Regions from separate parts of the Homo sapiens genome. Here regions 1, 2 and 4 are each linked to region 3. A link is a loop called in an ENCODE intact Hi-C map of the cell type or tissue named here. Cell type or tissue: natural killer cell. All regions are shown on one strand. Region 1 has its middle 110 kb from the start of LINC00702. Region 2 holds the start of LOC124902541 (a long non-coding RNA gene). Region 3 overlaps LINC00702 (long intergenic non-protein coding RNA 702). Region 4 has its middle 35 kb from the start of LINC02668.

Region 1 (8,000 bases), 100 kb after region 3:
CACATTTAGATCTGTAACCCACCTGGCATTAATTTTTATGAACGATGTTTGATAGGGTCCAAATAGTTTCATATTAGGCAAACAATAGTGAACAAACCACAGTACCTGACTTCAAAGACCTTGATTTCTAATGAGAGAAGCAGACAATTGACCAATTAATTACAATAGAGTAGATAATTCTAAGTGATACTATAATAAGAAAAGGAAATGGTTATTTTAAAAACTACTCTTTGAGTTTGGATTTATAGGCCTAAGGAAAATGCCTTAATTGGTTGGTCTCATAATGGCAGGCAAGGTTTCCTGACATAGGTGATTTAGACTTCTTTAGAGAAACAAGAGCCAAACTGCTCTGCATAATAATTAACACGGGTGTTCAGTCTTCCCCTGAGAGAAGTAAAACCAGAGAATGGTTTGTTCTAAAATAGTAGCATAAGGGTGTTTCATCAGCAGTGGTTTCTGCAGCCACAGGCCTAAGAAGGATGGCCCCTGACTAATCACCTGTAGCAGGAAAAGCAGTGATGTTTAATATTCTATTTCCAGTGTTCCCTTTTACAGACTGCCATATAATCTCCTTCATTCATGCTTACAGACTGAGTAGGTGTGTGTATATTCGACAGTCTAGAAGAAGGTGGGTTTGTTTAAGTTTTCTTCTACCTTCTCTGTGTCCTCCACATTGTCTTTTTTCTGTTTGTTTCAACAACTATCTTCCATAGTAAAAGAATTTACACAATGCCCAGTGATCTCTGGCTGGCTAAACCCTCCATTCCTTTGTCCCTGTCTAGTTTTGGGATACCTGGTCAAGCCACAGTCTTTATGTAGAGCAACGGCAGCTGTGCCTTTGACACTGACAGGAAATCACACAACCAACCTGAGTGTTGTCATTTCAAACATTGACAATCACAACACAACTGCATCCTGATGGTGGCCTGGCAATCATTGTAATAACGTTATAATTCTATATTCCACTTCCCTTATCTGTTCTCTAGACTCTCACTTAATAGCTCTCCTCTACAGAAATCTTCACTACCTCCCACGGCCTCATCACCTTCAGATGATGACTGTGCCTTCTGTTTACTGGGAAAATTGAAGAAATCAGAAGAGAACTTCTGTGTCTTCATAGCTTCCCACGTAGCACCACCAGTAACCATCCATTCTAAGTTCCCATCTATACCTATAGATACATTATCCCTCCCCCTGTGCAAAACCAATCACTTGTTCGTAGAGGTCATCCTCTCTTGCCTTTGCAAAGACACAGCTCCTGGAACCCTTCTTTTTTATTCCCACATTATTTCATTTTCTCTCTCTCCCCTATCATTCCCTCCAGCATGCAAACATGCTATCATACCATCTTTGCAAACATAGCTCCTCTGATTTACTTTTTCTACCAGCTAAGATTATGCTCCCTTTTGCAATATAATTCATTCAAATAATCACCCATACCTTTTGTGTGAAGTTCCTCTCACTCTATTCTTGTTGAACCTTCTCCAATGAGGCTTTCATCTCACCCTACCTCCATACTCCAACCAAACTGCTCTTGTCCAGTGCACCAACGATGACCTGCCTGTGAAGTTTCATGGCTAATTCTCACTCCTCATATAAAGGAGTTGCTATGCCTTCTTAGCTGAAGCACTGCTCTCATTTAGCTTCTAGGACACTGCCCAGGTCTGCCCCTTTTCCCCTGAACTCATTGATCCCATCTCCTTGGGCTTCTCTGCTTTTTCCTGCTCTTGTTCCCAGCCTCTTGCTTGCTGGTGCCTCAAGGTGTGAGCCTTCTTCAGCCCTTTGCCATCTATGCTCTGGCCCCTCAAGATCACATCTAGCCTCATGCATTCTTTAAGAACATCCACATGCAAATGGTGCTCAGATTTCATCCCCAGCTCAGATTTCTTTCCTGGAGCTGGACGTGCTCATTAACTCTAGTCCGTTTGCCTGCCTGGTTTTCTGATAAATACCCAGCTTATTACTTCTAAAACGGAGGTGTTGTCCTCTCCCTTCTATCTGATCCTACTGTAGTACTCATCACACACTCTCCATTGATCAAAATTCTGTTCAATTCGTCCTGTAGGAAGGTTAAAACCTTATTTTCATCCTTATCTTATTTTTCTCAACTCTTGTAATCCAAACTATTGAAGGACACTTGTCTTTTCCTTCAAGATGCAGAATGAGAGCACTTACAACCTGAAGGTCTTTGTTCTGTCTGTGGCCATACCACCCTGAACGCACTGGATCTCATCTGAAGGTCTTTGCTCTCACTCAAGACATCACCATCTCCCCCTGCGTCATGTTACCTGGGCTCCAGTGTCTTAGTCCATTTCCCGTTGTTTATGACAGAATATCTGAAACTGAGAAAGTTATTTTAAAAAGGAATTTTTTTTATACATATGGAGGCTGAGAAGTCCAAAGTCTAGGGCCTTCTTAATGATGGAGATTTTACCAAAAGTTATCTCCTCAACTAGAGGTCTACACTAAGCAGTTTTTTTTTCTTCTCAAAATTCCAACCCAACCCCTCAAAACCCAACATTTAAGATACCTCTTACCCTATTTTTTTCTTAGCACTTATCATTTTCTGGAATACCATATAATTTACTTACATGTTATATTTATAATTAATTATGTAAAAAGTATCCTCCATGAGGGCTGGAATTTTTTTAAATTGATTTAACACAAGTTGGTGGACTAGTAGGTGCTCATTAACCTTTAGTGAATGAATGTGTATTCCAGGACAGAAGATAGGCTCACAGAGGAGGATTTTAACTGTACTATAATAGAGACTGCTCTGTTGTCTACCTAATTTAAGAAATAGCAGCAGCTTTCATTTAAGATGAAAATTAATGTCAAAATCCAATAAGTATTTTATTATATTAAATTATATGTGCACACAGCAGAAACACACTCAGATAAACGTTGATGAATTTTATTCAACTTTAAAATTTTGCAAGTTTAACGAAGTATTTAAGGATTGGATACAGAGATAAATAACTTAGGTTGATTCTACCTTGTGAGTAAAATGATGATTTTAGTTTTTTTAGTATGCTGGATGCTTAAGTAATTTAATTTTAGTTCTATTTTAATTGGAGTAGGTTCTGCTTGTAAATGCTACATGTTTCACTAGACAAAATAGGGGTCATTGTTTCCTTCACAAGGTCATTGAATCCATTCAGACTCAGATTCAACAACATACAATATTTCTAAACCTGTCTAAATGGTGTCCACAGGTCACATTTAAAACATTGAATTTATTGACTAGCTTTGTGAGAAAAAGTTGAGTCATTTATTTAGTTTTTTATTTCTTCAGTGATGCATTCTTTTTTGTGACCTTCTGGTCCTTTAGTCCTTGTTACTCGCTTCAACAATGTCCTTCAATAGTTTGGATTACGAGAGGTGAGAAAAATAAGATAAGGATGAAAACAAGGTTTTAACCTTCCTACAGGACTACTTGCTACACAATGATGTTTTCATTGTGTAGGTATTAAAATATATGTATTTATACACATATATAGGAATTTTATGTTCAATTAATTATTAAACTCCTTGAAGGAGTAATACGGACTACGCATCTTTGTATTTTTCCATTCCTAGAGCTTGAGATGAGTACCCAATAAAGGTATTTGTCTTTATTGATCACTTGAAAACATTTAACTCACTTCTGTCCACCTGGTCTCAAAATTTAGCACACCACTCTAACTGATATGCCATGAAGACTGGTCACAGACAAAAGTGGGACTGTGTTTTGTTGATTTCCAAAGCCATTCGCCAGGAGCGCGGCCCCAGGAGCATTTTTCTCATCATGTGAATGCCACCGTTGTCAATCCACTCCATCCACAGGCAGACAGCAGCACAGCCAAGGTCAGGTGCAATGTGAGGGGGTCCCCACAGGGGTGATATCTACACATGACCGGACCTTTCATTAGAGGAATGAAGAAATTAGAAGACACTCAAAACTTAGAAGGACTTAGAAGTAATTTTATTGAGGCTGAAACAAAAATATCCTACAATTCTAAAAACAGTAAACTAGATGACATATTTTTCTGTTGCTTTTGAACAGAAAATGGGCTACTGTGTCAAAGAAAGTACAAGATTATTAGTGTCACCAAAACACAGAAGTGGAGAAGCATTTATCATTATTGGGTGTGTGCGTGTTGGTGAAGTTTGTGTGCACGTGTGTCTGTCTCACACAATCTGCATGTGTCTGTGTTGGTGTGTCTCTGTGTATGCCTGTGTCTCTGTGTATCTGCTTGTGCCTGTGTTGGTGTGTCTGTGTGTGTGTGTGCCTGTGTCTCTGTGTATCTCCTTGTATCTGTGTTGGTGTCTGTGCGTGTGTGTGTGTGTCTCTGTATCTGCTTGTGTCTATGTTGGTGTGTGTATATGTGCCTGTGTCTCTGTGTGTCTGTGTTGGTGTGTGTCTATGTGTGTGTGTCTGTGTCTCTGCATCTGCTTGTGTCTGTGTTGGTGTGTGTGTGTGTGTCTGTGTCTCTGTGCATCTCCTTGTGTGTGTGTGTGTGTCTGTGTCTGTGTTTCTGCTTGTGTCTGTGTTGGTGTATGTCTGTGTCTGTGCCTCTGTCTCTATCTCCATGTGTGTCTGCGAGTGTGTCTGTGTGTCCTCTATCTCTGTGTTGTCTCGCTGTATATGTCTGTGAGTGTGTGTGTGTCATCTGTATCTCTGTGTTGTCTCGCTGTGTGTGTCTGTGAGTGTCTGTGTTAGTGGGTGTGCTCAATTTGATACAAGTCATTTTATTTTGTGAAGATGTAAGTACTTCACTTTTCCTTTCCCAGTATCTGCAAATTTCAACTGAGATCTAATTTTATTGCTCAAAGTGAAACTGTTCTGACTAATATCTGATGCTTGATGTTAGCTATTCTCATTCTTGGAATTATTTAAAATTCCACTGAAAGTACAAACTTAAACTGAGATTTTTTTTTTTTTTTTTTTTTTTTTTTGAGGAACTCAAACATGCAGAATTGAGATCTGAAATCTGCTGGCTGGTGCAGATTATAGCCTAAGATAGGAAGTTGGGGTTTTGGTTGCTTTAATGGAGAGGAAATGACTCATGTCAATGCTAGTATGTAATAAAGCTCCTAAATTTAGCTTTCCTTTTAGTGTAAAACCTAATATTGATATAGTAATGTGAAACTTTATTTTACTAAACTACAATTTTCTTGCTGCCTCTTCCATCTGCCAGTCAATTATTACATCTTTCATTAAGATCATGTTAAGACATATTTAGTGTACATAAAAATGTCTTGAAAATCCCAGTTGACTTCACAGTACACGCTAACTTTGGAAGCGTTGTGCAACCAACTAAGTCCAAACAAAGGGCCCTGTGTCTATTTGAATTTTGAGACAAAACACAAAGTTCTCGGGGATTAGTATCATGATTAAATATATCCCTTGACACTTACAGAAAGTGTATATATGTTTACAGACAAAAGGTGTTTCAAAAGTAGAATTACTGTTATCGTTCCCATTTCTTATTGTTATTATTTGCCAGGATGTCATAAGGTACAGTAATAGGGGATGAAAACAAATCTTCGTGTAAAAATCATAACTTTGTACTCTTACTGGAAACTGGGGGAAAAAATGAAAGAGTCCAGGTAGGGATTTATAGAGAGAGCATTTACAAATTCTTTATGGATTTTCACTAAATGTTTACTAACTGCTCTGGACACGTATGCTGAGGTCTCTTCACAACAGTGCACCTGAGAAACACAAAGATTAAGAAAATAAGAGACCATTTTTATGTCAGAGCTTTTTTGCTCTTTGTAGTAATTTAGACGACCCAACCACAACCACAGGAGACTCCAGCAGGAACTACGTAGAATGAGGCAAAGGTGCTCTCTCTTTGAGGAAGGAAGGAAGGGGTTGGTTTTATGCCTCATGGGGTCTTATTACACAATAGACTCACACATGGTCTGCAAGTTTGGGGGAAAAGCTATACATATTTAAGAGGAGAGTGGAACGCATGTGCAATGGGTGAATGTGTATGTAACATACATCCCGTGTTCACTTTGGGGCAGGGTTTCAGCATTAAAATGAGGTGGGATTAGCCCTTTATGTCAACAGATGAACTGCAGGAAACAAAAACAGTTTGTGCACAGCCTCTATAAGCTGCTGAAGCTGCCTTCAAGTCTGCCATTGTTTATCAGAAAAGAATGTTTGTAAAGCTATCAGAATGGTAGTGGTCTGGGTTGCAAATCAGAGCTTTGAGGGGTCTGATAGCAACCATTGTGAGGGAGCTTAGCGAGTGTGGTTTGTTTTGTACCTGTGTAAATTTGGAAATTTGCCACACCAGCCAGGCTCTGAACCTTTGAGACATAGGTAACTCCGTTCCCTTTAGCTTAGGGTCCATGTTTGTCGATATAGGGGTGTCTATTTCGATCTCTCATATCACAGACATGATGATATTGTGGCAGCTGTACCACATCCCTGCCACAGAAGCAGCTGTTCTATCAAGACAAGGACCTGCCATCCCTGCCGCTGCATTGGTTAGAATAAGTCAGTCACAGGTCTCACCACTCTAGAGGAGGCCACCACTCTAGGATGGGATTCCTGCGGTCGCTTCTCAGCGTCTCTCACCATCTAGACAGCACAAGTCATAGGGGCATGGAGCCCCCGATCGCAGGTCTGCAACTGAATTTTGCCCGTAGATCATTTAGTGGGAGAGTCAAAGTGCCAAAATAAACATTGTGTTACACGCAGATTCCACAATATTTATTTTTTGACTCATAATCCATTTCTTTCCTTATCGAATGATCATTATCTCATTGTAATTAACAGTTGCCAATGCTCCCACTTGTACTTTTTTTTTTCCTTGTGAAGAAAACCATCCCATAAATAGCAAGTGCAAAGTGGTAGTGCCACAGTGGAGTTACTGTTTTTTCCCCCTTCTTGTACATGAAGAAAATTTTACATCTGTAGTTGATGCCTTTACTGGCTTCTCAATTAGTGGAAACAAATTTGTCATTGCAGACAGTAGCTCCAGTGACTTGTGGCTAATGGATTCACCCTTTGAGCAGAACTTTATGATCCAAAACAGCCTATCCCACACTTGTGTTTTTCAAGCTATTGATAGGTGCACCTTGAGTGAAGGGGATGGAGGTGGGAGAGGGAGAGATGTCAGAATCAAAAAACATTGTGAAATCTTGAGATTTTGTTTGTTTTTTTTTTAAGTTAAAAAGATTTCTCAACACTTTACACTGATGTGTTTTGTGAAATGTTCAGAGGTGGATATTGCTTTCCGTATAGATTGTTCAACAAAATTTGAGGCCATTATTTTGGACTAAACTCCTGCGATCGCAACAGACCAGACAAATCATAGTGGGGTCACCCAGGCTTACCAAACCCAAACCCAAACTGAGCAGTTCTCTGCCCTCTGAGGAACCAGGAGAGAGATAGCCTAACTTCCTGAACAGGACAGGTTTAGTCTTCAATGGGCAGGATAATGAAGTTCCCTGTGTTTAAATCCTTAATCTGAAGTCACATCATGTGAACTCATCAGTTTTTCTATTGTTTCTTCTTTCTGGCCCCAGTTGTTACAGGAAAGCGATTCTGATCCAGACCCCAAGAGAGGGTTCTTGGATTTCGCGTAAGGAAGAATTCAGGGTGAGTCTGCAGTGCAAAGTAAAAGCAAGTTTATTAAGAAAGTAAAGTGGTGAAAATACGGCTACTCCACAGACAGAGTAGGACAGACCCGAAAGTAAGAGGAGGAATGTGTCCACCCTAGGTACAATACTTGTATATGTAGGATAAAAAAGATCATGAAGAGATAAGCTCTGCTACAAGGGTTTGTGATAAAGGATTAATTTTCTCAATTACTATATTTTGCAAGAATCGATATTATTATCTTTAAAGCAAAATTAGGAATGCCTTTGTTCTCCAGATATCGGGATATCTAGACACTCCCGAGTCTGGGTCTGCTTAATAAACATCTAGAAGCTAAGGATGCCTGACTTTCTGGAAATGCAGCTCAGCAAGTCCCAGCCTCGTTTTCCTAGTCCTCACT
Region 2 (8,000 bases), 360 kb after region 3:
AAGAAAGTATGCTGCATTTGCTTATTGAAAAGGACCCGAGAGATTCCAGTCAGCCCAGTCTCTTTATCGTACAAGGAAGCCAAATTCAACTAAGACTGGACCGACCTGGCAGGGTGGCTCACATCTGTAATCCCAGACTTTGGGAGACTGAGATGAGAGGATCACCTAAGGTCAGGAGTTTGAGACCAGCCTGGCCCACATAGTGAAACCCTGTCTCCACTGAAAATACAATAATTAGCCAGCCGCAGTGGTGGGTGCCTGTAATCCCAGCTACTTGGAGGCTGAGGCAGGAGAATCGCCTGAATCCAGGAGGCAGAGGTTGCAGTGAGCCGAGATGACATCACTGCACTCCAGCGTGGGAGACAGAGTGAGACTCTATCTCAAAAAAAAAAAAAAAAAAAAAAAGGCTGGATAGCCTGAATCTTATACTAGAAGAAAAACCCCAAATATGCCCAGGCTAAAGTCATCTGGGGACCCATTGTTTTGGGTGGTGGCCTCTAATTAGGGCTTGAACAAATTTGATAAAAATCTGTGTTTTGGAGAGTTTCCCGTTGGAGGTGAGGCTCCTAGACCAGGTACTTGGTCATCCCCTGAGAGCTCATCAGCCAGGCAGAGGCTCAACTCCCACCCAGGCCTGCTGAGCCAAAATCTGCCTTTCAACAAGGCCCATGGGTGATCACTGTGTGCATGAAAGGTTGGAAACACTGGCTTAGGTGATACTGCTAAGATTGAGATCAGAGAAGGACTTGTTTTTCTCTAGGGCTTTCCATTTACAAGTCAGCTGACTATTCCGGGAACCACACTGATGGAAGCTCTCAGGAGCTTTTGTCTTGATTGGAAAACACTACCTCAGCCAGGAGTCAGGTCAGGAGATGGAAAGGTGATGGGCAGAAGCTGGAGGAGCTGGAGGAGCTGGAGGAGCTGGAGGAGCTGGAGGATCTCCATGACAGGGGAGATGCACTTCCATAGATGCATCTTCGTGCAGATACAGAGGAATCTGGCACTTTCTGAACCTCGAGATCCAATTGATAAGGAAGGAAAATCAGTAAAATGTAACAATGGCCATGCACATCAATAAAATGTAACCACAGATACAGCAAAATGAAAGTACTCTGTGATCAAAGGTGGCACACTCTCTTCCTGTAGGCATGGGACAAATCAGAAATGATGAAAAAATGCATCACTTCAAGTTTCAAAATGCAGGTGACTTCTAACATCTCAGATTTTTCAACAACTCGGCACAGTAGGTGGTATTTTCCTTATGTTACAGATGAGGAAACCAAGGCTCAGGGGAGTCTAGTCAGGGCCCCAATTCACACAGCTACTAAATGTCTGAGCTGGGGTTCACACTTACCTGTCTGACTGCCTAACACCCACACTCTAAGGCATCCTGAGTTTACATTTGTCACCACCTTTAGTTCATTGTTGACCCTTCCCCCAAAGCAGTACAATTTTTTTTTTTACATTTGCCAAGTACTATGTTGTATTTGCATACCAATCCCTTTTAGTGCCAAATTTAGGAGGGAAACCCCATTTATTAATAAATATGTCCTTAAAGGAGGACATACTCAAAAGGAAAGTGAAAAAGCAGGCTTCTGACATAGCTTGTTAAATGGGTCAGAGTGTAAAGAAGCAGGTGTGCGCACTGGAGTACATTGTCTCCAAGCATCTGGCAGAAAACCACAATGTCATGGGATTGTGCAGACAGCTCCCCTTCCTTCCCTCAAATAAAAGCAGTGTCCACATTTCCGCTGTGATGGGCACTGCTTCCCTCCTTTCCCTATGTGAGCTGAAAACTCACCCCTAGGAGTCAAATTTAATCAATTACACAAAACTATTTTACCGGACGTGGGTTGTGAGCTGGAGGTAAGGCTCAGTTCCGTTTCTAAAGGAGTCCACAAGATTTGCTTCTCAGAGAAGAAATTAAAGTTAATGATGGGCCAGGTGCGGTGTCTCATGCTTGCAATCCCAGCACTTTGGGATGCCAAGGCAGGAGGATTACTTGAGGTCAGGAGTTCAAGACCAGCCTCACCAACATAGAGAAACCCTGTCTCTACTAAAAATACAGAAATTAGCCGGGCATGGCAGTGCATGCCTGTTATCCCAGATATTCTGGAGGGTGAGTCAGGAGAATCACTTGAACCAGGAAGGTGGAGGTTGCAGTGAGCCAACATCGTGCCATTGCACTCTAGCCTGGGCAACAAGAGTGAAACTCTGTCTCAAAAGCAAAAAAAAAAAATTAGCCAGCGTGGTGGTGCATGCCTGTAATCCCAGCTACTCTGAGACTGAGGCAGGAGCATCACTTGAACCCAGGAAGCAGAGGTTACAGTGAGCCAAGATCATGCCACTGCACTCCAGCCTGGGCAACAAGAAGGAAACTCTGTCTCAAAAAATAAAATAAAATAAAAATAAAGATAATGATAAACAAATTTAAAGGCAAAAAACAAAAATCTAATAAAGTTACTTTTCTCTTTTGTTTCAGTTGGAGCAAAATAGGAAGTAGTAAAGATTCCTTGAAATCTATTTCAGAGCTGTTCCTTTGGGGCTATGAAATAAAAGACAAGACTGGTAGAAATGACTTAAAATGCAAAAATGGCAAAGGTAATGATCACCGTGGGTAGGTTATAAACGACTGTGGAGGTTTGGGGAGGCTAAATCATCCAGCCAACGGAAAAGTAGTCATTTGAATCTGAAGACAGTGAGCCTCTGCCTGCGTCTGTCTCATGTATTGGAATATCCTCTTATTAAATTACAGTGTTTTATAACTTGTGAATAAAATTGGTATCATGTTTACTATGCAAAAGCCTCGCTATTTTTCAGATGGATATATATTTAATATGAAATTGAAATGTAATATCTAAAGCACCAAGCAATAAAACCAACCCACCTTGTTTCAAACCCTGCTTAAGTTATTTTTTTGAATTCTGTATCTAATAACATGGTGCAATAACACTGAAACAAGATTCACACTATGATACTATTTGTTTAGGAGACCAAGAGTGTTGCTATGGAAACCGACCTTCAGTGTATCTATGGAAACAGTGACAGTGTTGTAAATAAAGATACTGAAAAGAGGAACCTAGTAAACTTAGCATATGAATTCTAAGAAAAAGAATAAAGAATGAGGACCTGCGGGGAGAAAAATTGTATATTTTCTTGTAAGAAAAAAAGCATTGTGACATATTTTATTAATCTCATGATAAAACTTTTAAGCTAAGTTTTCAAAATCTCCATTGTGTCTTCTACTATCTTCTGTTAGTTTCTGTCTTCTTCTTAACTGTCCAAATCATAACCTATTTATAATTAACAAAAACATTTATTGAACATTGTTTCAAATGACGCAACTTCACTATGATAGCATTTTAAAGGCCAACTTACCTTTTCTAAAAATGTTAACATGAAAAAAATTTCAGAAAGCATATGTTTAACTCACTTATGTTTTGAAGTTATAAAGTAATTTTTTTAAAAGATCCATCCATAATATTTACCAAACAATTTTAAATGGGCTATTAAAAGGAGGTTAGTTGTTTTTGTTTGTTTGTTTGTTTTGTTGTTTTCAACATTGCAACCCTTTGAAATCATTATTAAAAGACACACAAACATTTATTGAGTTGTAATTTCAATCTTCTGGCTTCATTGTGTCCTGCTGGAAGGAAACAACTATGTCTTCCCTTTGCATCTCCTGATATTGAGGAGACCGCTGTGCACCTAGGAGAGAGCCATGTGTGGGATGAAGGGATGAAGCTATTAAAGGAATCGAATATGATAAAACAAACGAACACACAAAAAGACAACAGAATGCAATATAATGTCAAGTGCCTGGCAATAATTACATGAGCTGGCTCAGTTATGTGGAAACTGATCTCATCTCATTTGAAAAGGCAAGAAAAGGTGACGGTTGTACACCAAGTAAAGCAACTCAGAGGAAGGGAGGGATGCAGATTGGGGCCCGCAGCACAGGAGAGAGGCGCAAGGCCGACCTCACCTGCGCTCTCCAGAGCCACCCCCTCCTCCTCCTCTCTCATGTCTCCGGCCATCAATCAAGTCACACAGAGATGGACAGAGCAGTCCTTTTGTAGCCGAGCCGAGAGCCATGCTTCTCCTAAACTGTTGGTTCCCAGATTCTTAAAAGATTTTGGTAAGTAAATATTTCATGTTAGTATAGGACTATGTATCCTGGCGTTTTAAAAACTCTAGAATAGTGCTTTTTTCTGTTTAAATTTGGAATTCTGTCATTTTTTAAGATCCCCTAAGAGGGTAATAAATAAGCATTTCGAATGAGGAGTTTAGACTAGATCCTTAGTCTTCAAATTCCTTTTCAGGCGTGGGGGACCTCTGGGGAGTGGCTCCAGAGAGGCTGCCTCTTTCCCTCATGAGAACAGCTCTGCTCACCTCACCTAAACTTCTTCAAATGCCTTCTTTAAAGTATTGGCTTCCTTGTTTACAACAGTCAAGAACAACCTTGAAAACTTCTGGGGAGGAAATCCCTTTCAGCTTTCTATTTCTGCAATTCTCTGGTTACTTTTCAATAAATAGTCAATGATAAAAGAACCACTAAGAAAGCATTCCTAACCAGAGGACTTTTGGACTCCCTTCAACGTAGAGCTAAGGGTCTCTCAATGACATATCAAGGCACATTTAACCGCAGGGGACATTTATTGAACATCTATCAGTTGCTCAGAGCACTTGTTGGCAGGCGCCAAGGCTGAGCAAGGCTACGGTGCTCGGCTCAGAAAGGAACCCAGAAGCCGTCCAGAACCGGGGTGGCTTCCCAGGGGAGTGGCCTCTGAGGTCGCAGGAGCCCACGCTCAGGGGTCCCCATGCTGGACTTTATGCTTTGCCATCTCCGTATTGAATTCCCAAATTATTTTCTCATGGAACTTGGGTTTTTAAGTGAAGCCTGTGGGGACAAGGAAGCACACGTGTGATCAGAGGAGAGAGAGGAATGGGGGACGAAGGAGAAGATCTTTATGCACAGTGAGATTGTCTTAGGTGGCTCGGACTACCATGGCAAATACTACAGACTGTACATCATTCAGATAGTCACATGCAGAGCTGGTAGCTCTGCACTAACAATAGCAAAGTCCATGGTACAGTCTGGAGGTGGCTAGTCCAAGCTCAAGGTGCCAACCGTTCACTTTCTGGCAAGGGTTCTCTTCCTGGCTGGTAGACGCAGCCTTCTTGCTGCTGTATGACAGGTGGGTTTGGTGGGAGACAGAGAGAGAGAGAGGAGCGGAGGGAAGTTCACTCTCTGGAGTCTCTTCTTATAAGAACACTAATCCTATTGCATCAGGGCCCTGCCATTATGACCTCATTCTACCTTAATTACTTTCTTACCCCAAATACAACAGCACCAGGGGTTAGGGATTCAATAGAGGACTTTGGCAGGCGTTGGGGAAACAACTTGGTTCCCAGCAGTACTATTCCAGCTTGAATTTTTAGCAGTAAAATAAAATCAAAAACAGAAAAGAGGTTGTTAGTTAAAAACTGGTATAACCACTTTGTGGAAGCTTACATAGTCATTCAATATTATATTTCCAAGGTCGTTCCATGACATAGAGAAGGCCTTGAGTATATGATAAGCACAAATGGTCACATGAAATTGTGCATAAGTACACAGTTTATTGACAACTACGTAGAGAAAGAGACATCTGCCTAGAAAAAAAATGCTGAAAGGTGATACATAAAAATACTGATAAAGGTATGTTTAGGTAGTAGGTATATTTTACATTTTTTTCTGTTATTCTGTATTTTCAAATATTCCTTCATGAATATATACTGCTTTTTACTAAAAAAAAGTTTGAATTATCCTATTAAATTTATGGTCATGATTTTTAAGAATAAAATAAATATGGAATAGAATAATTTACACACTACTAAATTGATGAGTTAATATTTTCCTTGAGTTTATAAACTCAAATTGGATCAAATTATTAAAATTCAAAAAAATTCTAAAGGAAGGTTATTTTTTGAACTTCGGTTCTCAAATGTAATTTGAACGTATTAACTTCCAACACTAGCAACAAAAATATCCATCGCAAACGAGAGTCATTTGCAAGCTTGCTTTGGCAAAATAAGCCCTTTTCAAATGGGACCTTACACAGTATTCCAATATAAAATTCACACTGAAATGAAGCCCCTCTAGTGAATACCAATTTGGGGCCCTGCCCATGCCCATCCTCCTGGAGGCTCCCAAGGAACCTCTGTTGAACCCAGGGTTCCGTGAGCCACAGTTCTAATGCTCTTGGACAGAGTAGAGTATGAGCCCTGGGTTTTAAGTCCCAGCTCTACAGGTAACTATTTGCATGATATTCAGAAAGTTGTAGCATGATGTTGATGAATTATATTATCTCTGGGGTCTCCTCCAAGTCTGTAGTTCTTTGAATCTGTTTGACTAGGGTGGACCATGCCAGTATGCATTTTTGTTTTCTTTTTTTTTTGAGATGGAGTCTCACTCTGTCACCCAGGCCGGAGTGCAGTGGTGCAATCTCAGCTCACCGCAAACTCCGTCTCCCAGGTTCAAGTGATTCTCCTGTCTCAGCCTTCCAAGTAGCTGGGATCACAGGTGCCTGCCATTATGCCTGGCTAATTTTTGTATTTTTACTAGAGATGGGGTTTTACCGTGTTGGCCAGGCTGCTTTCAAACTCCTGATCTCAGATGATCCACCTGCCTCAGCTTCCCAAAGTGCTGGGATTACAGGCACGAGCCACCGCATCTGGCTGCTAGTATGCATTTGTTTAAATTATCAAATGGGAATCTGAAATGGGGCAATGGGAATTAAGAAAAATCATCTTTTTTTATTTAGAACTATCTTCAGACATGAACCCTCACAGTTGAACACATTACTTCACAATAAATATAGGCTGCCCTTCCGTGCCCCTCAGCCAAATGCCTTTTTAATTTTTTTTTTTATTTTCAACTCTTGCAACTAAATAAAGCAATCATACCACTAGTGTGACGGTTAATTTTATGTGTCAGCTTGGTTGGGCCATGGTGCCCAGATATGTGGTCAATCTTTATTCTGGATATTTCTGTGAGGATATTTTTGGGTGAGATTTCCCTGATATGGGTGAGCCCCATCCGATCTGCCGAAGGCCTGAAGAGCACAAAAAGCTGACCTCCCTGCAAGCGAGAGAGAATTCAGCAGCAAACAGCCTTCAGACTTCATCTGCAACATCAGCCCTTTCTGGCTCTGCACGAAACTGTCTTCAGACTCAAACTGCAGCTTTTTCCTGAGTCTCCAGACTGCTTACCACCCCCATCAGATTTTGGACTCACCAAGCCTCCACTGTCCCATGAGCAAATTCCTTAAAATATCCACCTATCTATCTCCTATTGGTTTGTTTCTCTGGGAACCCTGACTAATGCAACCACCTTTATCATAAACTCGGAAGAGAATTCTCCATGACCCTCACATGTCTGCACATCTTCTGAGTAGAGGCCGTGAGAGTCTTTGTCCTGGAGTATCTTGTGAAAGATAGTTAAATAGTGAACAGCTTTGGAAGACAGAGACTGTGTGTCCTTCAAAGCAAAGGGCAGGTATGCCTACTGCTTCTTGTGAAAGGCAGCTTCCCATCCTCCAAGTTTAGGTTCACCTCCTGAAATGCAATCCACTGCATGTGCAAATGTCACCTGACCCTCCTTCAGTCACCCTCTGGGGGTGGGGAGTAGGAGAACCAAAATTGCTGATACTCTGCCTACTGCTATTGCTTGAGTCATAAAGTCCTTTTGGTCTTTGACCCAGAGTACTCATATCTTCTGTCAGCATTCACAAAACTAGGACAGGCTAACTTGAAACCTTACAAATAGGGTAAAATATTAGATCCTTCCCAGTTCCTTACAGTCCACATAAAATATGCCAAAGGGTCTATAATCAGAATCTCATCAAATGCATTGTGTGGTGTCTTGAAAATATATCTACAAATCCTTTGACAATCCTTCTTTGAAAAGGTGAGGTTCAATTCTGCTCCTCTGCGTGTCAGCTGGACTTTGTAACTTG
Region 3 (8,000 bases):
CAGTGGGCACACCAGTATGTGACCATGCACACACGGGCAGTGCTGCTGCTAGGGACAAGGAAGGCAAGACCCTGAAGCAAAGCTTGGTGTAAAGACTGTTTCTGAGGTCACCCTTGGCTGGTGAGACAACTGTTCCCCAATGTCTTCACGGAAAGGAAAAAAGGGACCCTACATTCTTAGAATGCTAGAATAACCCTGGTATATGCTTGGTGCTGGCCATGAGAATGGAAATATATCTCTGTTTGATTGTAAATTCTGTCCCAAGACCCATAAGAGGGCATGTCTTGCACACCTGCATGGCACGGTGCTGAGTAAGGCTCTGAGCCAAATGACTGTGGGAGGCTCTGCCAGTCTGCACTGTTACGGGCTCTCAGGGTTTGCACTAGGCTGAGGTTTCCAGGTAACATTAATACTGGGAACACTGCTGTGGACCCTAATAACAAAGGGAATGCGAAATGGGTCTAGGAGCAACAAAAGCAGTAACAGTAAAAACTGAGACACAACCATTTCTTTTCTGAATTTAAAAAAATATAGTTACAATCTTTAAGGAATCTCCACTCTGTTTTCCATAGTGGTTATACTAGAAACATTCCCACCAGCAGTGTAGAAGTGTTCCCTTTTAACTGGATCTACACCAATATCTATTATTTTTTGATTTTTTCATTAAGGCCATTCTTGCAGGAGTGAGGCGGTATCTCATGGTGGTTTTGATTTGCATTTCTCTGATCATTACTGATGTAGAGCATTTTCCCATATGTTTGTTGGCCATTTGTATATTGTATATCTTCTTTTGAGAATTGTCTATTCATGTCCTTAGCCCACTTTTTGATGGGATTGTTTGTTTTCTTGCTGACTTGTTTGTTCTTTTCTTGCTGACTTGTTTGAGTTCCTTGTAGATTCTGGATATTAGTCTTTGTTAGATTTATAGATTGTGATGATTTTCTCCCGCTCTGAGGGTGGTCCATTTACTCTGCTGACTATTGCTTTTGCTGTGCAAAAGCTCTTTAGTTTAATTAAGTCCCACCTATTTATCTTTGTTTTTGTTGCATTTGCTTTTGGGTTCTTGGTAATGAAGTCTGCCAGCAATCCCACTACTGTGTATCTACCCAGAGGAAAAGAAGTTATTATATGAAAAGGACATCTGCACATGCATGTTTATAGCAGCACAATTCACAATTGCAAAAATATGGAACCAGCCCAAATGCCATCAATCAATGAGTGGATGAAGAAACTGTGGTAGACATATACGACGGAATACTACTCAGCCATGAAAAAGAAATGAATTAATGGCATTCACAGCAACCTGGATGGGATTGGAGACTATTATTCTAAGTGAAGTAACTCAGTAATGGAAAACCAAACATCACATGTTCTCACTCATAAGTGGGAGCTAACCTATGAGGATACAAAGGCATAAGAATGATACAATGGACTTTGGGGACTTGGGTGAAAAGGTGGGAAGAGGGTAATGGCAAAAGGACTACAAATCAGGTTCAGTGTATACTGCTTGGGTGAAGGGAGGAACCCGAATCTCACAAATCACCACTAAAGAACTTACCCATGTAACCAAATAGCCCATGTTCTCCAAAACCTATGGAAATAATTTTTTTTTTAGAAAAAGGTCCAATCAGTTTGTTAAAATAACCATCTTTCAATCTCTAATTTCAAAAAACAACACATCTTTATTTTCGGAACCATGTCAGATTAAAGTCCTGAGAGAGAGAATCTTTCTCTTAAGGAAGGGTCAATGAAGAGTTAGCTTTCTGTCTCAGTCTTAACTGTAATTCTAAAGTTTGCTTTTGCTCACCATTTTATCCACATAAATTAAATATCGGTTAACACATTTAATTATAGTTTTTTTTTTCAAAATTGAGTACGTTTACTGATTTTGCCTTATTAAGTAACATATACTTGGTGTTAAAAACAAAAAACCTACACACTCACAACACACAAACGTACAGAAATTTAAATTCAAATGAACAGAAATTTAAATTCAAATGTAAATTCTACTCACCCCCAAAAACATTCTACCTCTTGCAATAAGAACCACATAAAACGTTATTATTATTCAGAGTGCTTTTATGCCTGATCAGTAGTGATGCCTGGTAGAATTTTTGACGTGACATACTGTCAGGAAAAGGGAAAACAGCTGCTCTGGAGTTATGTTACAGGTTCTCTGTGCCAACCTGGAAGAATCAAGACCGTCAAAAGCAATCAAACTAACACCTAAGTCCCCATTCATTGTGAGTGAAGGTGTTTTGCCAGAGTGCCAGTGGAAATTTCTGGGGACGCTGCTCTGGCAAGTGACAAGAGTAGTGACTTGGCTTCTCAAATTCTCATCTTTCTGGTCAAAAAATGGTTGGAAGATTTTGTCCAACTAGAAAGGTTTTGAGATTCATTTTTCCAATGGAGAAGCATTGATTCATGTAAACCTCAAAGCCTGGTAAGCTAAGCCACTTTTAATAGAACTGTAAAGTCCAAGAGAGAAGAAAGCAGAGAGAGTTTTCTAAACTATGGCTTATTTGATAAGTCTCTGTAAATGAAACTTGTCCCCTGAACACATTTTGTGTTTCTTTAGGTCAAAGACTACCGATGTCCAGATCATAATGCGAGGACAGTTTGAGCCCAGTGCTCTCTGACTGAGGTAGAACCCCCGGGAAGGTGAAGAGGGCAGCCGTCTGCGAAACAGCCCAGCATTTAAGAATGGGCAGCACCTGGCCAGGTGCATTTGAGAACTAGGAATGTGGCAACAATAACATTTATTTATTTGGATGAAGAGAAGAAGATGTATTGGATTCCCTGAAACAATCATTGACCTGCCTGAATCCCAACTGTTGCACTGACTCCACTAATTCACCAATCCACTTGAGCTGGGAGGAGAGCCCATGCACAGAAGTTTATGGATAAACAGACCTGAACGTCTAGCATGATGTCAAATTTATATGGCCACAGAACTACAAAAGGAAATAACTATAACCTCACTGACCACAGTGCTGCTGACACTTGGACAACATGGGTTTGAGCTTCATGGGTCCACTTAGACAATAATTTTTTCACTAACTATATTGGAAATGTTTTTGGAAATTTATAACAGTTTGAAAAATATTGTAGACCAACATGTAGCCTAGAAATATTAAAACATTAAGAAGCAAGTATGGCATGAATACATAGAATATATGTAGATACTATTCTATTTTATCATTTACTACTATAAATATATGCAAATCTATTAAATGAGGTTAACATTTATCAAAGCATGTGGTCACAAACTCTTATAGTTTGTACATGGCACCATTTACAGACAAGGAAATAGAAGCCAATGTAAAAATGCAGTATTAAGTCATAACCGCATAAAAGTAACTGTGGCACATACTGCACTACCATGATAATTTCACAGGCACCTCCCACTGCTATTGTGGTGAGCCCACGTGTTGTGAGCTTCCGCATAAAGCCCTGCAATTCTGATCATTGCCACGTGGGCAGTTTGTGTCTCTAGTTAGTTGTGTACTGTAGTAAAAAGTGATCTCGCAGTTCTTGCATAATTTCCGTGTTTAGTGCGATATGGTAAACATTGAATAGCACCATGAAACCCACACGAAGGGCCACTGGTGATGTTGGAAGGCTCCCAAGAAGCAGAGAAAATTCATGACATTACAAAATCAGTCAAATTTCTTCATATGCACTGTAGATTGAGGTCTGCAGCTGGGGTTTCCCATTGTTTTAAGATAAATGAATCAGCCTAAAGATCATTGTAAAAAAAGAAAAAGATATTGGAGAGGCTATAACTGCAGCTATGCCAGCAACAGCAGTAGTTACATTTCTGAAGAGACAAAATTTGTCAGTGGGTTTTCAAGAGCTCAAGGGTAACACCCTAACCCCCACGTTGTTCAAGGGTCAACTGTATTGCAGTCAAAAACAGAAATTTAAAAAAAAAATTCCTTCAAAAAAATAAAATTGTATTACACACTTGCTAATCCAATTTTGACACACAATTTTCTTCACCATCAATATAAGATATGCTATGCCAGGTTTCCTTATTTGTAATAATTCATGTATTACTTATAGTTTGCTTTAGATATGGTGGTTCTTTGTGTAAAATGTATTTGTTTATTTTTATTATTTATTTATTTCTTATTTTTCATTTTTGAGACAGAGTCTCACTCTGTCGCCCAGGATGGAGTGCAGCGGCATGATCTCAGCTCACTGCAATCTCCTCCTCCTGGGTTCAAGTGATTCTCCTGCCTCAGCCTCCTGAGTAGCTGAGATTACAGGCATGTGCCATCATGCCCAGCTAATTTTTCTATTTTTTTAATAGAGACGGAGTTTCACCATGTTGGCCAGGCTGGTCTTGAACTGACCTCAAGTGATCTGCCCACCTCAGACTCCCAAAGTGCTGGGATTACAGGTGTGAGCCACCATACCTGGACTTCTTTGTGTAAAATTTAAATGCTTCTTTTTTTAGCTAAGAAACATAAAACTTTCTATTCATATTTTACCTTTTCTCCCTTTTTGCAAATATGTATGATACCTTATTCTTGTGGTAGAATGTTACACATAGAAATAAAAGATTTAGTTAGCAACAGCAAACCTGAAAATGGATTAATGAAATATTTAAGACAGGGCAAGCAAGTCCATTTCCGAATGATGGGTGTTTGCATTTATCCAGTGGAGCTGCTGTTCATGGAGACACAGCAGCATCCCCCGAGAAGGCTGATAGCCCTGGCTTCCCTTCCCTTCAGGGGCAGGAGAAAGCTGAGCCTCTGGTGCTGTGTTTGACAACACAGACACAGCTTGGAGGTCTTGCGGGCTTGGTTCCAGACCCCTGCAGTAAAGTAAATATTAAATAAAGCAAGTTTTACACAGGTATTTGGGTTTCCCAGTGCATGTAAAAGTTAGGCTTACACTATACTATAGTCTATTAACTGTGCATTGGCATGATGTCTAAAAAATGTACATAGTTAACTAAAAATATTTTATTGCTAAAAATGGTAACAATCAGTAGTGAATTTTTTCCAGATGTTTTCAATTTACTTTGCCCAGACCCATCAGAGGAATCATTATCTGTGGCAGTTTTAACCATATCACAAGTATTTCTTAAGTAGTAAAACTTAAAAGTCAACATTACTCTTTGATCCATGGGCTGCAGAATGGGTGTTGTGTTTGCAGACATGAAACAGTATTAATCTTCTTGCACATCTCCATCAGACCTCTTGGGTCACCAGTGGTACTGTTAAGGACCACTAATATTTTTAAAAGAATCTTTCTTTTTTTTTCTTCCTGAGCAGTAGGTCTCAACAGTGGGCTTAAAGTGTCTAGTAAACCATGCTGTGGACAGATGTGCTGTCACCCAGGCATTTATAACGCACAAGGCAGATTAGGTTCAGTACAATTCTTAAGGGCCCTAAGACTTTTGGAATGGAAAATGAGCACTGGCTTCAATTTACGGTCACAAGCTGCATTAACTCCTACTAAATGAGCTAGCGTGTTATTTGAATCTTTGAAGTCAGGCATTGGACTTCTGTCTAGCTGTAAAAGTCCTCGATGACGTCTGCTTCCAAAAGAATGTTGCTTAATCTACATTGAAAATGTATTATTTAGTGTAGCCACCTTCATCAGTGATCTTAGCTGGATCTTCTGCACAAGTTGCTGCAGCTTCTCCATCAGCACTTGCTGCTTCACCTTACACGTCATGTTATAGAGTTGGCTTATTTCCTGAAACCTCATGAACCAACCTGTGCTAGCTCCAAACTTTTCTTCTGTACCTTCCTAATCTCTCTCAGCTTTCATAGAATTGAAAAGAGTTAGGACTTTGCTCTAGATTCAGTTTTGGTTTAAGGAAATGTGGTTGGTTTTATGTTCTGTCTAGAATGCTCACACTTTCTCCATATCAGCAATAAGGCTGTTTTGCTTTTTTGTCATGCATGTGTTCACTGGAGTAACATTTTTAATTTCCTTTTAGAACTTCTTTGCATTCACAGCTTGGCTAACTGCTTGGTGCAAGATGCCTTGCTTTTTGTCTATCTCTTCTTTTGACATGCCTTCATCACAAAGCTTAATTCTTTCTAGCTTTTGTTTTAAAGTGAGAAAGGTACAACTTTTCTTTCATTTGAACATTTAGAGGCCATCGTAGGGTCATTAACGGGCCTAATATCAATATTATTGTGTCTCATGAAATAGTGAGGCCTAAGCAGAGAGAGAGAGAGAGAGACGGGGGAATGGCCAGTCAGTGGGGCAGTCAGAAAACATGTATTTATCTATTAAGTTTACAGTCTCATATGGGCACAGTTCATGGTGCCCCAAAACAAGGTCAATAGTAACATAAAGATACCGATCACAGAGCCCCATAGCAGATACAATAAAAATAGAACCATTTGAAATATTATGAGAATTACCAAAATGTGACAGAGGTAGAAAGTGAACACATGCTGCTGGAAAAATGATGTCAATTGATGAGCTTAATGCCGGTTGCCACATACCCTCAGTTTGTAAAAAACACATTATCTGCAAAGTGAAATCAACTGAAGTGCAGTAAAATGAGGTGTGCTTCTACTTTGTCTCGAGAAGTTTTATTTAAGGCATCCAGGACCTGGTGCACCAACTTCCAGGACTCCCCAAGTCCATTCATCTTCTCTCCCGAGCATAGCTCTCCCAGCACCCTTCTGCCACCCCTGGAGAGCCCTTCACAGAGCCGGACAGGGGACCTGGGGTCTAGCACGAACAGGTTCAGCAGCCCTGGCTCGCCCACCCCTTCGAGGTAATACAACCTCCCCGGGGGTTCCTCCACTCTATGGGGCAGAGCCAGGCCATCAGTCTCTGTGCAAAAGTCAAAATATTGACCATACTGCATTGAAATTTTTTTTATAAAAGAAACTTTGGGATGTAAGTTTTTTTTTTAAAAAAAAAAAGAAAGAAAAAACACTTGGTGTGGAGAATGAAACTAATATCAGCCACTTACTATGCCAAGCTTAGTGCTAAATGTTCCACTGACATATTTTATGTATGTTAGCAATAAAAGAAAAGGCAAAGCTTGAAATGTTTTTCATTTCTATCTACACTCCATGTGTGTCTCATTTTATAATAAAAATCATGCTGACAAGTAGCAGAGTATCTCAATAAAACAACATTTTAGACCTATATTACAATGTTTTTCATTTTTTCTTCTTTCAGTAATTTTTTTAAGTGCTAAAGGCTCCTAGCTTCCTGAACATCAACTTTTTTCTTCTCTAGTTCTCATAGAAAAGTAAAATAAAATTAAAGGATCTCACTATTTAAATCAAGATCATTCTTTTCATTAAAAAGTAATATATTTTTCAGTAACAATGAAGATGAAGTCTTTAGCAAAATTTTATTTTGAATACATAAAGCACTTTGTAAAATTCTTCTTTAAATATGTCTAAAAACTCTTTGATCATGATGATCAAAGGATCAAAACTATTTTTTATACCTTTAGCATTTTTCAATGTGGGTCATAGTTACAAACCCTATAGATTGACCATTGTCTTGAGAGAGACAGAATAATTGAATTGTAGCAATGAAGAGTAGACACTTCCTTGTAAAAGAAGGAGAAATTCCCATGCACAGCTTCATCCCTAATATGTCAATATGTCACCATCTGAAAGGCCACCTCACCTTATTGAGGGAGGTGCTACAGCCCCACTCATAACATCATAACTGCTGGGAAGGAAACAAAGTTTTTATAGCACTCATGTAATTAAAAACAAAACTCATCTGTAATGAAAGGAACTTTTCAATTAAAAAAAGGGAAAAGTTATTCAGAAATACTGTCCGCTTCTAAAACTGAAAGGCATCACTCTGATACTAAGAAAAGATTTTAAGAAGAATGTATTATGGACAGATTCTCAAATGCAATAGGACAGCAGCAAATTGTATAATCACTCTTTGTTCATTATACATCTGTGACATAATCAGATTTAGGGATAATACAAAATTATAAAACTGAAGGTTTGTCAGATTAAATTGATGAGAAAAAATATAGCTTA
Region 4 (8,000 bases), 1.0 Mb after region 3:
TACTTCTGACTCGTCTTTTTCCTTGTCTTATGTTCCAGCACTGAAGTTAGTTTCCCATACTCTTTTTTTGTTTTTGTTTTTTTTTTTTGAGACGATGTCTCACTCTGTCACCCAGGCTGGAGTGCAATGTTGTGATCTTGGCTCACTGCAACCTCCGCCTCCTGGGTTCAAGCAATTCTCCTGCCTCAGCCTCCAGATTAGCTGGGATTACAGGCACCCTGCCACCACACCTGGCTAATTTTTGTATTTTTAATAGAGACGGAGTTTCACCATGTTGGCCAGGCTGGTCTAGAACTCCTGACCTCAGGTGATCTGCCCGCCTTGGCCTCCCAAAGTGCTGGGATTATAAGCGTGAGCCACCGCACCTGGCCAGGTTCCATACATTCTTTATCCTCTTATTCTTTGTCTTTTGCAAGAAGGGTTTAAAGAGGCTTATAACAATATATGGACTTTAGAAACTCAACAGTAAAAATCAAAAATATAAATTATTGATTTTGAATATGCTTATGCAATTTTAATGGCATAAGGACAATATCTGGAAGAGAATAGGTAAGAATGTTAGTAGTGTGTTAGGGTGGTAAAATTATACGTGAGTGTTTTTATTTTATTAATTAAAATATTTTTATAGTTAAATACAAAAGAAAATTAGAGGCTTAGAGTTACTTGCTATATTCTGCTGAATTCATCATAACAGGCCATCTATGAAAGAGGAAGACACATTCATCTTTTCAAGTGAGAAAAAAATTAAATATCCAAAGCTTATTTGTGTCCTTATAGTAATTTAGTGTTGAAACTTGAAATATAATATTTTTAAAGATCTACTTCATAATTTTCAGACAAATGCAGGCTGAGATTCTGCTCCTGCCATTTTGACAGGAAGAGCTACTGAAATGCTGGTGCTCCTTCTTACTTGTAATATGAGGATGATAATAAAAGCGACCTCACTGTCAAAAAAAATGAAGTGAATGATGAAATCAGAACGCGAAGAAAGGTAGGGAAAACAAGAAGCAAATAAGAAATACTGCACATTCATTAGAGATGAGCCACAGATTGGGCTCTGAGCTGTCAAAAGATTCTCCAGCCAGGAAAACATACCAGAGACAGGCCAGGAGTGTACATAAGATGAATCCAGACTTGCTTCTTGGGAAACACATTCCTGGAACAAGATCATAGAGAAATTCCTCTTGGAAGTCTGTTGTTAGAGAGAGTAAGGGGCCATCTTATCTTCCAAGGAGTCTGCTTTGCAGTGGAAGAACAGGGCACAAGATCGACAAAGTTAATGATACAATGTAAAAAATGAAAAGCAATTTTAAGTTACCATAACTATTTTTATGGAGAGGAATGCTTGTGAACAGTAGCACGTAGAGCTAAGCAGTGACTCTGTCTTCTTTAGGAAATCAATGTACCCAGTCTTCAGCCTTCTTCTGGGATATACCTTTTTTGATATGCTCATGGGCACCTGACCTTCTCTGTTCCTGGGTCCTGCTCTGTAAAAGGAGCCAAGTACCACCCATCACCAACACCATCATCCTCACCATCATTATAACCATCACCATCACAATCAGAAACACCATCACCACCATCACCAGCATCATAAGCATCACCAACACAATCAGAAACACAACACCATCAAAAATGCCACCAGAAACACTATCAACAACAGCAAAACTATCACCATAATCATCACCAACACCATCAGAAACACCACCAACACCATCATCACTGTGACCAATACCACCATGAACACCCACACCATCATGATCAACACCATCACCAACACCATCAAAAATGTTGTCAGAAATACCATTACTAACAGCAAAATGATCATTACCATCGTCAACACAATCAGAAACACCATTATCATCACCACCAACACCGTTATTATTGTACTAGTCCATTTGTACACTGCTATAAAGAAATACCTGAGACTGGATAATTTATAAAGGAAATAGGATTAATTGATTCACAGTTCCACATGGCTGGGGAGGCCTCAGGAAACTTACAGTCATAGCAGAAGGCAAAGGGGAAGCAAGCCTCTTCTTCACAAGGTAGCAGGAGAGAGAAGAGCAAAGGAGGAACTTTCAGACACTTATAAAACCATCAGATCTCGTGAGACTTATTATCACAAGAAAAGCAGGGGAGAAACTGCCCCCATGATCCAATCACCTTCCTCCCTCAACACGTGGGGATTACAGGTCCCTCCCTAGACATGTGGGGATTACAGTTTGAAATGAGATTTGAGTGGGGACACAGAACCAAATCATATCCATCATCAACACCAATAACATCACCAATACCAACAATATCATAAACCCCATTAGAAACACCATCACCAACAGTGAAATCATCACCATCATCATCACCAACACCATCAGAAAAACACTATCAAAAACAATGGACCAATCACCAACACCATTATGGTATCATCACCATCACCAGTACCATCACCAGTGGCATTACTATCACCATCATCACCACCATCTTCATCATCTCCATCATCGTTACCAACACCATCACCACCAACACCATCACCATCACCACCCCCAGATAACCACCCGCAGCAACACCATCACCATCACGAACACTATTTAAGGCACTTAAGTGGGGACTAAACATCTCAAAAATCAAGCCAGTGAGGAGTCAGACATTAGCTTATTTTGTTATAACGTTCTAGAAAATAAAGTCTCCTAAATTACCCAATACTGTATCTGAAGACAACCGTAAGAAGTTTTCTGTTTTCTTTAGGAAATCTTCACCAACAAGGAAATTAGTAATGGCAATTTACTCAAAAGTAAGGTTGTTAATAATAAAGTTTTAGTGTTAGCTCAAAGAGATATTGAGCCAAGGAGTAAGGTGAAAATGAAGATTCTTTGTCAGAGGATGAGAAAGAGCCCATTAAAGGCCAATAAGAGTGGCACTGACAGACAGGATCAGGCCACACAGATGAAGCTGTCACCTAAGTCGCCCGTTCACCTTGTTATTGGCAAAGGCAGGTCTTCCCACATTTTACTTTGCACAAGAATGAGTTAAGAGAGAACAAACAATATAAGGCCTAAAAAAAAGAAAAAAATGTGTGTGTGTTGCATGTCAGGGCTTGAGGGCAGTGCAAGGTCTCATCTCTGGGAGTGATGTTTAATGGGACCCAAGAGAGGCACCGAAACCCCTCAGTAGAAGGTCACAAGGTCATGACCTCATGAAGGAGGAGTAGATCATCAGAAGGGAAAAGGGAGGGTCAAGAAGAAACTATGGAACATGAGAGTTAAAATAATTGTGTAGAATGGACTGAAAGAACCCATTTTCCAGAAACATACCTGAACTTGAAAACAGACCACTGCATAACTGGACCGAGAATTGAATGTAGGGCCCAAAACATAAACAACATAAAGACAGAAGAGTTGAAATGTGTTTGGAGCCATAAATAACATAATTGCTGCTGCTGAATCATGAAGCCAGTCACTGGGTGATAAGCTTGACAGTCAGAGGAAGAGGATGAAGAGATGAAGGGTGGGCAAAATGGCTCTGCACTAAGTGACAGGGAGCAGAGGGAATACACGAATAAATAGCTTCCTAGAGTCGATTCCATAATGAATAGGGAAAAAGCAAAGAAAACGTGAAAAGCAAACCTCGCAGGCTACACAAGTTCCATGCCCACAATGTGTTAGGCAGATCATTCTGGCAACATTTTTAAACTAATGAATGAAGAATAATATTTAAACAAAAATTCCTGCAAGTATGCAGGTGGTTGGCATAGGGTAGAGGGGAGGACAGAAAATGTAGTAATAGAATATTAATTTCATTCATATACAAAGAAACATGCAATACCAGCTGCTGTAGATGAAGGGCAATGATGCTGAGTGGTGAAGATGGCAGAGAGATGACCCCAGGGATGCAAGACATCTGAAAATATGCCAGACGCTCTTTCTAAAAGAGAATACTTCAGGCTCCTTGTAACTGAAAAACTGACAGAAGGGAAAGAACTCTGCAGAGGAGGGCGGAGGACAGAGCCTGGAGGAGGAAATGCTCCCTGTCTGCAGGAATCCAGACACTGACACTCAGTTGAGCAAAAAGAAAACCATCTGAGTGGCTGTAGAGATCAGGGTTGTTTTTGTAAGCTCCTTTCCATTGTTTTATATTAGGAAGTTCAGTTTACCCAGCCAGCCTCGCCTACATCACAGGACAAGTCCATTTTTCAATCCCATCTCCAAAGAGCAAGGTTTATTTAAGTTGTTAGCAATGTGCAACTTAGTTTGAAGGAAAATGTCAAATGCAATTACAGTAGCACCGAAACTGACCTGTTTTAAAGGTGATTTCATTTAAGAACGATCTACTGTTTCCCAAACTACTAGTATCTTAGCAAGAAATGTTGAAATACGAAACACTTCGGAAGTGACATTAAAAAAAGCCAAAAGAGAAACCATAATTTTGACCCACATTTCTAGACCCGGGGTTTACCTCAGCGATGACAACACCTGTGGGCTGAGAACAAGGGCAAAAATAAACAAGAAGAATCTCACAGAGCACCACAAGATCACGGAGAAATTATGAAGGGAAAGCTCACTCTCCAAATAGAAGACACATGACAAGTTCAACAGGTTCAAATCATTTAATGATGACCCAACGCGGAGTTGCTGAAAGATCAAGGGCGCCTCCTGCTGTTTCTTAAAGTAGAATCTGACTTAAGGGTGTGCTGTCTTTGCTAGGGGCATGCTGGGGGAAGGCAGTGTCTTCCTTCCCGCTGAAGATGGTCCCAACCTCGGAAGGGGTTTCCTGAGGCCTCCCCAGCCATGTGGAACTGTGAATCAATTAATCCTATTTCCTTTATAAATTATCCAGTCTCAGGTATTTCTTTATAGCAGTGTACAAATGGACTAGTACAATAATAACGGTGTTGGTGGTGATGATAATGGTGTTTCTGATTGTGTTGACGATGGTAATGATCATTTTGCTGTTAGTAATGGTATTTCTGACAACATTTTTGATGGTGTTGGTGATGGTGTTGATCATGATGGTGTGGGTGTTCATGGTGGTATTGGTCACAGTGATGATGGTGTTGGTGGTGTTTCTGATGGTGTTGGTGATGATTATGGTGATAGTTTTGCTGTTGTTGATAGTGTTTCTGGTGGCATTTTTGATGGTGTTGTGTTTCTGATTGTGTTGGTGATGCTTATGATGCTGGTGATGGTGGTGATGGTGTTTCTGATTGTGATGGTGATGGTTATAATGATGGTGAGGATGATGGTGTTGGTGATGGGTGGTACTTGGCTTTCTGCTTGCTTTAACCCTCTTTGCCTCCAATCTTACTTCAGGCCATCCTGCCGCCCATTTACTAAGCCCCTTTGCTCTCCCCCTATGAAGCCTATGCAGAGAGAACAGCTTGAGAGCTGCAGGGATCCCTTGCCTTGACTTCTTTTCTGCCCCATTATTATTAGGTCCTGTTATTCTAGTTATCACCACAGCCTAAAAATTAAGCATCTGCTCTCTGGAAGGGGTTGCTGTGGTTCACCTAATCAGGCCAGAGCCCCGCATGGGATTCACATCAGGAAGAGGTAGAGCCATGAGTCCTCCCTGGAGCCAATGTTAGTTACTCTGAAATCACAGCCCAATGACTATGGGCTGCAATAGGATCTTCTTCCTCTAAATACTCATCTTCCCTTTCCTACTCCTCCCCTTTCTCTCTTCCTGCATGCACACCCCCATCTATGCCTCTCTGATGACTCAAACCATACAAATGGTCCTTCCTGTGCTGAGCAGTCTCTGGGAGGTCTAGCTTCTATCTGCTGAGGTTGCATCTGATAGGCTCCCACAACATCTAGCACTCTGATTGACATGAGTCAATCCCTGTGATTGACACACATCAATCCTTGTGATTGACATGCATCTGATAGGCTCCCATAACATCTAGCACTGTGATGGATACACCATAGACATCCAACAAAATACATCCAACAAAATGCATTCACCTGAATGTGTGAGCTGAAATTAGTTAAATTCCTGGAAGCTACTTTGCAGAGAAAGTTTATTAATTCATAATTAATATCACTTCTGGTCATTTGCATTTCATTTGATGTACCATTATTAATGAAAGACTGATTGAATGAGCATAATGTGATTGAAATCTGAATTAATATATTGTAATAATTTATTGTTTCCCTAATTCCAAGTCAATAGGAGTGGAATGGACCTACATTCTTAGACCAGTGACATTCAAAATGAAAAACCCATTTTACCTTCATATCCATTTAAGTCTCTTGGTGAAAATTTGATTGTCTGACTACAATAACTTTCCTTGATGGTGACAAATAGGTAAATTTTCTGGCTCTAGTCAAGGAAGCCATGCTTTTCTAAGTCCACATGCTTGTCCTTGGACATTATGAATGACCATACATGCACTGCAATGGGCTACTGAAGCTCTAATTCGGTCTTGAGACTCTATTCCACGTGTGAAGTTTCTCAGGGTTCACAACAGCAGCAAAATCTTTAACTGAATTATGCTTTCAATCTGGCCATTGCAGCTGTCCTATACATTTCTCCTGTGTAAATAGCATTAACTATATAATGTATGGGCTCGCTACTATTTGCCGCTGCTGTACAATAAAACATCCATTTTGTTTTTTATTGTAAACAGATGGAAGCTGCACAGAATGAAATTAGAATAATAATTCTAAGTAAATCAAGTTTAATTATAATTTTCCTAATACACTGAGTGTTAGAAAATCCGTATTAATGTGTTGAGTCTCATGGACTAAAGTTTGCACATGGACATTATTTTAGTCAAATGCACTTCAAGTTGTAAATTATCTGATTTGAGAATTTTTACATGTCATCAACTAATTTAATTCAACTAAAAAATGTATTAAGTTTGTGCAAAACCTAGTATGAGACTCTGCCTTAGGCATAGTGAAAAATGAAAAATTAAACTTCAAGCACCTTCACAAGGAGAAGGCTGGTATAGTTTCTCAAATGTATACATTTAAGAGTTTGTCCACCATGTTTATGTTAAAAAAAACCTGCAACAATTGTTTTCACACTGAACCACCATCCAATCACTCAGCATGTGAGTTTGGCAACGTGATGCGAAATCACAAATCAGACTATTGACGCCTTTTATTGATTGATTTAAATAGATTGCTTTTACTCTTTGACCAAAACGGTGACTAGAGGTGATGAATATGTTAATTAGCTTTATTCTGGCAATCATTTCACAATGTATATGTATACAAGAACATCACATTGTACACCTTAAATATACACAATTTTTCTGTCTGGTAAACCTCAGTAAAGCTGGGAAGATAGATAGATAGATAGATAGATAGATAGATAGATAGATAGATAGACAGACAGACAGATAGATAATCGGATGGATAAATGGATGAAGAGATGGATAGATATGTAGATGGACGGATGAGTAGATGGATGGATGGATGGATGGATGGATGGATGGATGGATGGATGGATGAATGGATGGATAAATGGATGGATGGATAGACGGGATAGATGGATGGATGGATGGAAGGATGGATGGATGGATGGATAAATGGATGGATGGATAGACGGGATAGATGGATGGATAGATGGGTGGATGGATGGATGGATGGATGGATGGATGGATGGACAAACAGATAGATGGATGGGTGGGTAGGTGGATGGATGGATGGATGGATGGATGGATGGATGGATGGATAGATGGACAAACAGATAGACGGATGGATGGATGGATGGATGGATAGATGCATGGATGTATGGGTGGATGGATGGATGGATGGATAAATTGATAGATGGATGAATGGATGGATGAATGGATGGATGGATGGATGGATGGATGGATAGATGGACAAACGGATGGATGGATGGATGGATGGATGGATGGATGGATGGATGGACAAACAGATGGATGGATGGATGGATGGACAAACGGATGGATGGATGGACAAACGGATGGATGGATGGATGGATGGATGGATGGATGGATGGACGGATGGACGGATGGACAGATACTTGCT

Evidence for each region. A loop is a pair of places that touch in the nucleus more often than their neighbours do. Peaks named below come from ENCODE experiments on the same cell type or tissue, not always from the same donor. Only the 100,000 strongest peaks of a DNase experiment are listed, where the experiment ranks them.
Region 1: a loop joins it to region 3, with 2.9 times the contacts of the local background. A loop is called at or near these places in 5 of 110 quality-filtered maps.
Region 2: a loop joins it to region 3, with 3 times the contacts of the local background. A loop is called at or near these places in 7 of 110 quality-filtered maps.
Region 4: a loop joins it to region 3, with 11 times the contacts of the local background. A loop is called at or near these places in 5 of 110 quality-filtered maps.

The regions. Positions count from the first base shown.
Region 1 is chr10:4,128,760-4,136,759 of GRCh38, reverse strand. No RefSeq gene overlaps it. Among named protein-coding and RNA genes, the nearest start is that of LINC00702, 110 kb to the left of the region's middle. In natural killer cell, no CTCF peak of the experiment used is centred here; DNase peaks (open chromatin) are centred at 4,649, 4,999 and 5,839; H3K27ac peaks cover 1,236 bases.
Region 2 is chr10:3,868,926-3,876,925 of GRCh38, reverse strand. LOC124902541 (a long non-coding RNA gene) reads left to right here and starts at 1,598. Exons shown (of 2, transcript XR_007062365.1): 1 at 1,598-1,866; 2 at 2,483-2,798. RefSeq lists enhancers at 1,387-1,716, 6,724-7,223. In natural killer cell, no CTCF peak of the experiment used is centred here; DNase peaks (open chromatin) are centred at 685, 1,245, 1,645, 3,015 and 1 weaker place; H3K27ac peaks cover 3,186 bases.
Region 3 is chr10:4,230,361-4,238,360 of GRCh38, reverse strand. The region is part of intron 2 of LINC00702 (long intergenic non-protein coding RNA 702); the gene reads left to right. Among named protein-coding and RNA genes, the nearest start is that of LINC00702, 9.6 kb to the left of the region's middle. In natural killer cell, a CTCF peak has its summit at 3,506; a DNase peak (open chromatin) is centred at 3,450; H3K27ac peaks cover 1,073 bases.
Region 4 is chr10:3,218,824-3,226,823 of GRCh38, reverse strand. No RefSeq gene overlaps it. Among named protein-coding and RNA genes, the nearest start is that of LINC02668, 35 kb to the left of the region's middle. In natural killer cell, no CTCF peak of the experiment used is centred here; a DNase peak (open chromatin) is centred at 4,543; H3K27ac peaks cover 1,090 bases.